Regions from separate parts of the Homo sapiens genome. Here regions 1, 2 and 4 are each linked to region 3. Evidence: chromatin contacts called from ENCODE Hi-C or POLR2A ChIA-PET data. All regions are on one chromosome and are shown on one strand. Each heading gives the region's core, a stretch centred on a gene start or an enhancer-like site at or near the end of the contact. The rest is flanking DNA. Distances are from core to core; before and after follow the strand shown.

What was found. A loop is a pair of places that touch in the nucleus more often than their neighbours do. ChIA-PET counts read pairs that join two places held with the same protein, here RNA polymerase II (POLR2A). Pooled maps may share reads with other maps.
Region 1: a pooled map shows a loop between it and region 3 (11-fold over the local background). The contact joins the promoter of CAMLG here to the promoter of EGR1 in region 3. A Hi-C loop is called at or near these places in 5 of 50 pooled maps. POLR2A ChIA-PET finds 5 or more read pairs at or near these places in 2 of 52 experiments (H1 and HEK293T).
Region 2: a loop to region 3 is called in a pooled map, with 10 times the contacts of the local background. The contact joins the promoter of DDX46 here to the promoter of EGR1 in region 3. A Hi-C loop is called at or near these places in 5 of 50 pooled maps. POLR2A ChIA-PET finds 5 or more read pairs at or near these places in 2 of 52 experiments (H1 and HEK293T).
Region 4: a map of CD8-positive, alpha-beta T cell shows a loop between it and region 3 (19-fold over the local background). The contact joins the promoter of JADE2 here to the promoter of EGR1 in region 3. A Hi-C loop is called at or near these places in 2 of 168 maps with a recorded cell type or tissue (CD8-positive, alpha-beta T cell and naive thymus-derived CD4-positive, alpha-beta T cell) and 8 of 50 pooled maps.

What each region holds. Positions count from the first base shown.
Region 1 is chr5:134,737,257-134,739,956 of GRCh38, forward strand. It overlaps CAMLG (calcium modulating ligand), which reads left to right and starts at 1,292. Exons shown (of 4, transcript NM_001745.4): 1 at 1,292-1,536. The coding sequence starts at 1,365. RefSeq lists an enhancer at 880-929.
Region 2 is chr5:134,757,443-134,760,142 of GRCh38, forward strand. DDX46 (DEAD-box helicase 46) reads left to right here and starts at 1,337. Exons shown (of 23, transcript NM_001300860.2): 1 at 1,337-1,513. The coding sequence starts at 1,497. RefSeq lists an enhancer at 1,112-1,601.
Region 3 is chr5:138,464,092-138,466,791 of GRCh38, forward strand. It overlaps EGR1 (early growth response 1), which reads left to right and starts at 1,388. Exons shown (of 2, transcript NM_001964.3): 1 at 1,388-1,977; 2 at 2,666-2,700. The coding sequence starts at 1,671. RefSeq lists silencers at 1-261, 582-981, 992-1,341, 1,432-1,641 and enhancers at 174-1,373, 446-1,286, 1,287-2,126.
Region 4 is chr5:134,524,334-134,527,033 of GRCh38, forward strand. It overlaps JADE2 (jade family PHD finger 2), which reads left to right and starts at 1,337. Exons shown (of 12, transcript NM_001388185.1): 1 at 1,337-1,678. LOC124901070 (a long non-coding RNA gene) reads right to left here and starts at 1,269. Exons shown (of 3, transcript XR_007058942.1): 1 at 1,133-1,269; 2 at 573-750. RefSeq lists silencers at 107-426, 1,007-1,056, 1,077-1,296, 1,427-1,506, 1,537-1,796 and 1 more.

The DNA.
Region 1 (2,700 bases), core at 42-2,541, 3.7 Mb before region 3:
AGTCTCCCTCTGTCGCCCAGGCTGGAGTGCAGTGGCATGATCTCGGCTCACTGCAATTTCTGCCTCCCAGGTTCAAGCGATTCTCCTGCCTCAGCCTCCCAAGTAGCTGGGATTACAGGTGCATGCCACCAGGTCAGGCTAATTTTTGTATTTTTAGTAGAGACGGGGTTTTGCCATATTGGCCAGGCTGGTCTCGAACTCCTGACCTCAGGTGATCCGCCTGCCTCGGCCTCCCAAAGTTAGGATTACAGACGTGAGCCACCGCTCCCGGCCTTTTTGTTTTTTTCTTTTCTTTTCCTTTTTTTTTTTTGAGACGGAGTCTCGTTCTGTCGCCCAGGCTGGAGCATCTTTAGCATGCGAGGTGGTCATGAACGACAAGGAGAAAAAACAAGGTGAAGGGGAATGGGGAGTGTTGGCAATTTAGATAGAATGTGCACGAAAGGTTTCAATGGGAAATTCTAATTTGAATAAAAACGCACAAAACGCGAGGAAAGCCTAGGAACACATCAGCCGTATACTTTGCCGTAGAGAAGTTAAGGATGAGGAACAGGCACCAAGAACAAATCCCAGCGTAAGGCTCCCTTTAAGTGCGGCTCCCAGGGTTACGTATTCCCATTGCCTACAGGCGAGGCCGCGGGTCTGTAAACAAGCGACTGCCGCTGCAACCTCCATTTTGCTTCCTGGCACCAAATCTAGGCTGACCTACTTACTGCCATCCCTTTCCCACTCCCGGTTTTCTTTTCTTTCTTTTTTTTTTTCTCGAGACAGAGTCTCGCTCTGTAGCCCAGGCTGGAGAACAGTGGCGCGATCTCGGCTCACTGCAACCTCCGCCTCCTGGGTCCAAGAGATTCTCCTGCCTCAGCCTCCCGAGTAGCTGGGATTACAGGCGCGCGCCACCCCGCCCGGCTAAGTTTTTGTATTTTTAGTAGAGACGGGTGGGGGGAGGGGGGAGGGGGTCACCATGTTGGCCAGGCTACTCTCGAAATCGTGACCTCGTGATCCGCCCGCCTCGGCCTTCCAAAGTGCTAGGATTACAGGCGTGAGCCACCACTCCCGGCCCTGGGTGCTGGTTTTCTTCACCTCCGAGTGAACAGCAGAGGGGGCTGTTGGGTGAGGGCCAGAAGAGTTGGGGAGGCACGAGGGCGTCCAGCGCTGCCCTCACTCAAGATGGCGGCCAGAGCCTCGCGCTTGGTCGCGTGGGGCGGTGCGTGAGTGCTTAGCTCACAGGCTCCGGGACCGCGCTCGGGGGCGGGTCTATAGTGGGAAGGGGACGCGCGCCCTGCGGCCCGGCCTCTAGTCATCGCCCTCGCAGCGGCGGCCAACATCACCGCCACTGCCACCCCTCCCAGACTGTGGACGGGAGGATGGAGTCGATGGCCGTCGCTACCGACGGCGGGGAGAGGCCGGGGGTCCCAGCGGGCTCAGGTCTGTCGGCTTCCCAGCGTCGGGCGGAGCTGCGTCGGAGAAAGCTGCTCATGAACTCGGAACAGCGCATCAACCGGATCATGGGCTTTCACAGGCCCGGGAGCGGCGCGGGTAAGAGCCTCGATTTCCCCTCAGTCTCCCGCCCATCACCTTGAATCTTCAGGGTCATTCTTCCCTCTCCCACCTCCACTCCTCTGACCTTTTTGACCAAGCCTTGCTCTTTGATTTCCTCTCTGTCCCGCCCCTTCGGTGATATCCCAAGTTCTCATCCCTGAACCCCAGGATGTTCCTAGTCGCTCCCCTCAATTTTCCCGGGGCCTCGCCGTGAGATTTTCCCCACCCTGCCTGCAGAGCTCTCACTCCCTCTTCCCAGTTACGTTGAACAGCCCCTTTTTTCCTTAGCCACTCCTCGCCTTTCTTGAAGGGCGCACGTTGTATCCCCAGACTGTCATGTCTACTGCTCCCCTTAGGAAGATGGCTTTCCTTCTTAAGGTTCCAAGTGCTTTTCCTTACAGTGCCTTCTCTAGCGTCTACCTTCTTTTGCCTTTTGCTGTGTAACTCCTGTCCGCCCACATCAGCCTGTCTTTACTGAACTGCCCGCTAGTTCATCCTACGTGTATCAGGGACTCTTGTGCTCATATCCTAGTGTTTGTGTTCAGTGCCGTCAACACTGTCACCTACGGGCCGGCTAGAAAAGGTGGGAAAAGTGAGAGTGAGCATTCTTCAGAGACCCAGCAAGTGCGAAGTGCACACCTGAGAGTTTCCTCTCCTCATGAGGGGATATTGTTGTGATTGATGTCTGGAGCTGCATTTCTAAGGAGAGCGCCTCCTTCCTCCCCCAAACACATGTCCAATGATTTTCTTTAAAAAAAATTTATTTCACGTGAGTATAATTGAGCAATTAGCGCGCCCTAGTGTTATCTAAGTTTCCAGTGTTTCCTTTAGTAATTGGCCTTTAGTCACTGGTCGCAAGCTCCTTATATCTTTGTGACTTTTGTTCTGTAAGGCTTTAGGTGTATAGCTCTGAACTTTTAGGCAGTTCAAATGAGAGGTAAGAAAACCATTTCAAATTCTTCTAGAACAATAGAAGAAACATTTTTCTATCGGGCTATTTATTCTTAAAGCATTATTTATGATCTTACCTGAGGTACTTTCTATATTTTGTTCTTTTGCTTTGAAAATTTTATGTCTTTAAAGGTTGTTTTATTTTTTGAGACAGGGTCTCCCTCTGTAGGCCAGGCTGGAGTGCAGTGGCATGATCATAGCTTACTGCAG
Region 2 (2,700 bases), core at 87-2,586, 3.7 Mb before region 3:
CACCATTGCACTCCAGCCTGGGCAACAAAAGCGAAACTCCGTCTCAAAAAAAAAAAACAAAAAAAATTCAACATTTCTGTGTGTGTTGCATGAGACAATACATATACATTTTTTTGGTGCCCAAACTCTCGAATAATGTTCTCAATCTTGACTGTACTTCAGAATTACCTGGGAAGCTTAAAAATTCCCAGTGCACAAGAAGCACTCCAGGCCAATTAAATCAGAACATAGGGGTGGAACCCAGGCTTCTATTTTATTTACTAATATTTTAGAGATGAGATTTCTCTGTGCTACCCAGGCTGGAGTCATCATAGCTCACTGCAGCCTCAAACTCCTGGGCTCAAGTAATCTTCTTGCCTCAGCCTCCCTGGCTCAAATGATCCTCTCACCTCAGCCTCCCAAGTAGCTAGAACCACAGGCGTGCCAGCACACCTGGCTAATTATTTTGCTTATTTTTTGTAGAGGGTCTCGCTATGTTGCCCAGGTAGGTCTTGAATTCCTGGGCTCAAGCCATCCTCCTGCCTCGGCCTCCCAAAGTGCTGGGATTATAGGCATGAGCCACCATGGCTGGCCCTTTTTTTGTTTTTTTGTTTTATTTTTAAGCTTCCCAGTGCAAGCAATGTTGAGAACTAATCTTTTGCCAAAGTATTTTTAGCTCTTTGTTCTCTACTAGGTTAACACCTACCGGGTCTTCAAATCTCACCTCAGAGTTCACTTCCAAGGGAAACGTGTTTTCTGAATCCGTCTCCAATGGTGGACTCTCCTTGCTGTATTACTTCTGCTTGTGTTTTTAGTCAAGTCTATTATTATTACTATTTTCTTTGCAGAGACGAGGGCTACGTTGCCCAGGTCTTGAATTCCTGGGCTCAATAGATCCTCCCGCCTCAGCCTCCCAAAGTGCTGGGATTTCAGGCGTGAGCCACTGTGCTGGCTTTAGTCATCTGTTTCCCGGATAGACTGTGAGCTCCCCAGGATCTAGCACAAGCCTGGCATATGACAACATAAATAAATGAGTGAATGTATACATGAATAAAGAGCGTGTACGGAGAAAGTTGCCGCATTATTTAGCGCAAATTAAGGCAGACATCAGCCTGCCCAGGACGCCTCTTTGGCTCTGGCGCGAAACACCCTCACGGGCCGGCGAGGCTGACGCGCTGCGCTCCATCGCACTAATCAGCCGGGCGTGGTGCGGGCGCCGGGAAGACTGGGCGGGGCGAAGGCATCACCTTTCGATGGGGCCGGCGCTGTGCGTCCTCCAGTCGAGGTGGGGCGCTGTGGAAGAGCGGCAGCTTCCGGTCGGCTTTTCTCTTCCTTCGGCTGCCGGCGCCAGCACGTCCTGTTTTCGTTGGCCGCGCTGGGATGGCCGCCACAGCTGTAGGTGCTGCTAGTGTTTAGCGCTGGTCTTTGCCGGGCGTTGAGGGCAGCTCAGCCTCCTTGTTTGTCCGGTTCGCCTGTGCGTGGTACTCAAGGGCACCAGTATTCCCGCGGTCGGCAGCATGGGTCGGGAGTCACGGTGAGGCAGAGCGCCGAGCGGGCTAGCGGGCGAGCGGCTTCTTGGGGTCGTGAGAAGAGGCGGGAGTTGAGGTGGCCGCCGGGCCAGGCCTGGCGCGGCCCCACGTGCGGTCAGCGCTGCCCCGCGAGCATTGGAAGGGCTGGGGGACCTCGGCTGAGGGAATGGTTGTGTTTGGGCCAGCGACGGCTTCCCCTGCACTACCATCAGAGGGTTCGAGCCCCTGGAGCGGGAACAACCCTCCAGGACGTTAGTGATTGGGCACCACATCCCGCCACTTCAAGGGAGCCTGCCCTGATTACTTCAGTCAGAAGTGATCCCAGTTGGATTGCTTATTGCTTCGCGTTTCCAACATTTCCTCGACTCCTGTCATTCTGTATTTTAGTTCTTTGTGCGCGTATGATCTTTTCCCAAGTTACTTGAAAGGAGCGTGTGGGCAGACATTTTTACCGCATCGACAGCACTATACACGACTAGGCTTTTACTGGGCTACAATAAATACTTGTTGCGTGGGCATTTACTTCGCAAATAGATTTCGTATTTAAGCAGGTAACTTTGTTACCTGCTTTTCTGTCCTTTTGAAGTTGTGGACTATGAGCTCTTATTAGAACTCATTAGATCTCATCACAACTTTAGATTGTTGATAGATTGTTAGGAACCTTGAGATTTTTATGTTAAAAATGACTATTTGCTATGTATTTAGCAATGACTGAAAGATATTTTATGTCTAGGAACAATGAAGGCTTTTGTTGTTAGTGCTAACAGTTCTTTGTTGAGGTACAATTAACAATCAGGGAAATGGACAAAACGTAAGGGTAAAGCTTGATGAAATTTAGCAAATATATAAACCGTGTAATCATCACCTGGATGAAGATAAAAAATATTTCTTTAACTACAGAAAATTCCTGTGACGGTGTTTTAAATCTCCGGAAGGCTGTCCAGACCAGAAATCTGAAAGTGATATTTATTTGACTCATTCTTCTCTCTCACTACCCACAGCCTGTTAGATTCTACATCCTTTGCCCATTCTGGTTGTCCCTGACTTAATTGAGGCCCTAATTATTTATTGTCCAGACTACTACATCTGTTTTAAATTGATTCTCTGAATTGATTGTCTTCCTCTGTTGCTCTCCTAATTGTTAGATCCCTTACACTACAGCCAGAGTGACACTTCTGAAGTAGAGATAAGA
Region 3 (2,700 bases), core at 138-2,637:
CGGCTCCCCAGGGACTGCAGGGGGAGCCCGGGCTGCAGCGCCTGCTCAGTTCGTGCTCACTGCGTCGAAGGCTCCCCCGGCCTGGCTCCGCGCCCAGCGCCGCATCCGGGAGGAGGAGCGAGGAGGCGGCGGAAGAGCCCGCGCGGCCGGAGTCCGGGGCTGGGAGTGGAGAGGGAACCTCCAGGGGGCAGCACCGAGCCGCCAAGCCGGTCCTCTCTTCGCGCCCAGCCCGGGGTCCCCAGACAGCCCATAGGGAAGCCCCTCTTTCGGATTCCCGCAGTGTGGGCCGGCCCTCCACCTGGACTGGATAAAGGGGGGAAAGTGACCCCTCACCACAAGGACCATTATCTCCTGGTGAGAACAAGAATCAGGCCTCTCTTGGGGCAATCAGCTTCCCCACTTCGGTCCCCCAAAGGTGGGCTCTTTGCCGGCGGGGACTAGGGAACAGCCTTTCGGTTCCGGGGGAGCACAGGGGACCCCAGGCACCAGCAGCCCCATCCCACCGACAGGTGGCAGAGGCAAGGCAGCTCACTGCTATACAGTGTCCCAAGAACCAAGTGGCCGTGACTTCCTATCCTCAATTTCCCAGCGACACCCGGAAAGACACCGTGCCATAGATCGAGGCCCGGGGTCAAGGCCCCGCCTCTCCTGGGCGGCCCCTGCCCAGGCGGGCCCAGCCGCTCCTCCCCCGCACTCCCGGTTCGCTCTCACGGTCCCTGAGGTGGGCGGGCGGGCCCTGGATGACAGCGATAGAACCCCGGCCCGACTCGCCCTCGCCCCCGCTCTGGGTCTGGGCTTCCCCAGCCTAGTTCACGCCTAGGAGCCGCCTGAGCAGCCGCGCGCCCAGCGCCACACGCCACGAGCCCTCCCCGCCTGGGCGTCCCCGGATCCCGCGAGCGCTCGGGCTCCCGGCTTGGAACCAGGGAGGAGGGAGGGAGCGAGGGAGCAACCAGCTGCGACCCGGAAATGCCATATAAGGAGCAGGAAGGATCCCCCGCCGGAACAACCCTTATTTGGGCAGCACCTTATTTGGAGTGGCCCGATATGGCCCGGCCGCTTCCGGCTCTGGGAGGAGGGAAGAAGGCGGAGGGAGGGGCAACGCGGGAACTCCGGAGCTGCGCGGGTCCCGGAGGCCCCGGCGGCGGCTAGAGCTCTAGGCTTCCCCGAAGCCTGGGCGCCTGGGATGCGGGCGCGGGCGCGGGCCCTAGGGTGCAGGATGGAGGTGCCGGGCGCTGTCGGATGGGGGGCTTCACGTCACTCCGGGTCCTCCCGGCCGGTCCTGCCATATTAGGGCTTCCTGCTTCCCATATATGGCCATGTACGTCACGACGGAGGCGGACCCGTGCCGTTCCAGACCCTTCAAATAGAGGCGGATCCGGGGAGTCGCGAGAGATCCCAGCGCGCAGAACTTGGGGAGCCGCCGCCGCCATCCGCCGCCGCAGCCAGCTTCCGCCGCCGCAGGACCGGCCCCTGCCCCAGCCTCCGCAGCCGCGGCGCGTCCACGCCCGCCCGCGCCCAGGGCGAGTCGGGGTCGCCGCCTGCACGCTTCTCAGTGTTCCCCGCGCCCCGCATGTAACCCGGCCAGGCCCCCGCAACTGTGTCCCCTGCAGCTCCAGCCCCGGGCTGCACCCCCCCGCCCCGACACCAGCTCTCCAGCCTGCTCGTCCAGGATGGCCGCGGCCAAGGCCGAGATGCAGCTGATGTCCCCGCTGCAGATCTCTGACCCGTTCGGATCCTTTCCTCACTCGCCCACCATGGACAACTACCCTAAGCTGGAGGAGATGATGCTGCTGAGCAACGGGGCTCCCCAGTTCCTCGGCGCCGCCGGGGCCCCAGAGGGCAGCGGCAGCAACAGCAGCAGCAGCAGCAGCGGGGGCGGTGGAGGCGGCGGGGGCGGCAGCAACAGCAGCAGCAGCAGCAGCACCTTCAACCCTCAGGCGGACACGGGCGAGCAGCCCTACGAGCACCTGACCGCAGGTAAGCAGTGGCCTACGCCGAGGGGGAACCCTTTCGCCACCATCCTGGCGTCCTGTCCTTCACCGCAGGAGTGCTCCTGGATCTTAGAATGAGAGCCGGGTTTCCCTTTCATTCCTCGCATCCCCAGAGTCATGTGTTAGAGGGATGCCAAGGAACCCCACACAGCCCACCCCCTGCCCTCATCCCTAGCGGAGCGCAGAGGACCGAGCTTTTGTTTTGGATGGAGAGCTCTGGAGCTGCGTGGGTGGGTGGAGGGGGAGGGCTTGTTTTGATGAGCGGGGCTGCGCCCCCCACCTCCAGTAAGACTTGCCTTGCCTTGCTTGCCGCCTGTCCCCAAGGAAGGACCGTGATCCTTGGCCGTGGATGTCCCGGCAGCCCGGGTTTGGGGGCGCGCACTAGCCGCGGCCATGGGGGTGCTGGCGGGAATCCCTCGCCCGCACAGCCGCCGCTGCGGAGCGCTGCGAGCTGCAGTGGAGGGGGATTCTCCGTATTTGCGTCAGCTGTTGTTGAAATGGGCTCTGCCACTGGTGCGGGTCCAGGAACATTGCAATGTGCTGCTATCAATTATTAACTACCTCGGGAGTCAATGGTAGCCGGCCCGGTCTCTTGCCTGGCAGCTCGGGTCGTCCTCGTCCTCCAGTGATTGCTTTCCAGTAACCAGGCCTCCCGCTTCTCTCTCTCCTGCCAGAGTCTTTTCCTGACATCTCTCTGAACAACGAGAAG
Region 4 (2,700 bases), core at 87-2,586, 3.9 Mb before region 3:
CGCCGGCTAGCAGCCCGACAGCCCGCCCGCCTGGCGAGCGCAGGCTCTTCTTCCAGAAACTGCGAGGATCCGAGCGTACTGTTTGTGCACCACAAGGTCAAGTCGGGAAGTGGAGCCGGAGGAGGAGGGGCGAGGAGGCGAAGGGTGGGGAGAGGGGCGCCCCGCTTCCTCGCCATGTGCCAGCCTTTGGAAGTTACCCCTCGGTTTTTAACCCTTTCGGGGTAATGGGAAGGAAGAGCAAGGAGGAAGGGGTCGCCCCGGGGCAAAATCCTGCTGGGGCCAGGATGTGCAACCACCCACCCACCCGCTCATCACTGCCTTCTCCACCCCCCGGAAATGCGGGGCAGCGCTAGGCGCCAGGAGGCACCCGGGAGGGGGGAGGGGGCGACGAGCCCAATGGGGACCCTCTCTACGGACCGCCCCTCTTTTCTTGAGGTCGCCTACAATTTCAAGTTCCCCCGCCCGGAATGTTAGTTTTCCATTTGGAGTGGGTGCGGGGAGGAGGGCCGCGCCCCCTCCCCAAGACTCGCGTTCGCCCCTCCACTCCCCTCCTGCCAGCACTTTCTGCTCACTTCTGGTGCTGCAAAACGCCACGCAATTTATTCGATTCGCATTTTAAAACCAGCGATTCAGAAGCAGGGCCTAGGGCGAGGGTCTTCCAGCGCTGGAGCCCCGGGGGGCGGGGTGCTCAGTGCAAACCTCGTTCCCTCCGCGAGTGTCGCCTCCAGGCTGTTATTTGCAAAGAAACGTCTTTTTGACGCAGGGAGAAATGGCAAATTTTAAGTACGTCATTAATATGGCGCCAAAAGATTTTTTTAAGTATAAGCTCGCTTTTTTTTTTTTTTAAGGTTGCGGGGGGCGCCGCCCGGGTCTGGGGCGCGTAGGGGGCGGGGTGTGAGCAGAAAGTGTGAGTGAAAGAGTGGAGGGGCGGGGTATGTGTGTGAGTGTGTGAAGTGTGAGCAGACCTGATGGGACTTGCACGGGCGCAGCCGCCGCTCGGGCCCGGCCCTGGGGACAGGGCGGGCTAGGGGCGCCCCAGAGTCCATGGGGAGTCCGGGCCCAGGGTGCCAGCAGGCGTGGTGGTGGGGCTGCGAGGGAGGGCACCCTTCCCCCACGGGGCCCGCAACGCTACCTGGACTCCCCGCCGGAGCCAAACAACTGGGCGGGGGGTTGGGGGGGCGGCGACGGGGGTGTCGGGAGCGGAGATCCGAGTGAATAAGAAAAAAGTGGCTACTCCCCCTCCCTCGCTCCTCCTGCCCGCCCCCACCCCACCCCCACCCCAACACATTTTTTTTTTCTAAAGAGATCACAAGGAAGTCTTGGTTTAAAAAGAAACAGAAACATACACAGGGGGTTGGTGAATGGTGCCGACCGCGGCCATCGCAGTTGGAGGCTATTTTTTGGGGGGGGTGAGTAGCGTCCATGGAGTTACTTTGCGCCCACTCCTAGCGGCACCGGCTTAGGTCCTGCGGGCCGACCGTCCCCGGCGGGGGGCGTGGGGCCTGGGACGCCGCGGGCCCGGCCGCCTCCCTCGCCGCGACCCCGGATGGATGCGCGCCCCCCGCCCTCCCGCGCCGGCCCCAGGAGCTCCCGGCTTCGGGAGCATCCTTCCCGCGCCGGTCCCTGCAGCGGCGCGTAGCCGAGGGCAGCGCCCGTCAGGGGGGCACCGCGGAGCAAGGTAAGATCCAGCCCCCGGCGGATGGGCCCTGCGCATCTCCACGACGTTATTTGGCGTTTTTGCAACAGATCTGCCAGCGCTCTTCGCTCCCTCGCTCTCTCTTGCTCGCTCGCTCCCTCTCTCTCCTGCTGGCTGCCTGTTCTAGGAAGCCAGCGCGGAGAGGGGGGGGATGCACAGCACAGGGGAGAGAGATTGCGCATGTTGGTCAGTCGTGTTTTAAAGAGTACAGTGCGGGGAGGCTGAGAGGGGCGCATGCAACAACAACTTTTGGAAGGGTGAGCTTGGCGACCTTCTTTATTAATGACTGCGGCAAAGCGCCCCCGGGCCGGCGAGGGGGCGCGGGCGGGCGGGGGCGCGCCAGGGCTGCAACTTCCCCGCGGGCTCCGGCCGGGCGTAGGGGCTGCGGCGGGAGATGGGTACGGTGGGGAGGTCGAGCGGCCCGGGCGGGGGCTCCGAGAACCTGGAGCTATCTGCCCTCCTGTCTCCCCGAGTTTCATTTTGTTGATACGCAGCACGTCCGGGCGCCGAACCGGGCTGAGCCGGTGCACATGACCTCGCGCTGGGCTCACGTGCAGCCGGTCCGGTCCCAGACACCTTCCGGGGGCCACCGCCTCCGCCCTGTCGCCCCCTCTCCCGGCCCGGTGCACGCGGGCGCTGCACGCGGGGGCAGCATGCTCGGCTCCTGGGGTTGGAGGCTCTGCACAAATTAGACAGTTTTTTTGGAGGGGCGGGGGACACCCTTTCCAGGTGAGTGTGGAGGGTGCGGAGCCTCGGCGCCAGGGGTGAGGACTGGGGTCGGGGGCAGCCTCCACCTCCGGGGCCGCGCGGTAGTCCAGCTGGGGAGAGGCGCTGGGAGAGTGGAAATGTACCGGCGGCGGCCGGAGCGGCGGGTGCGCGCCCGCGGGGCGACGGCAGGGGGCGTGGCCCTTGTTTACCTTCTCCCAACTCTGCCGGTTCGCGTCCCGCTTCAGGGACGGATCCGCAGTCCCCAGCCCTCTGCCTAGGGCCCTGCACCATGGGTG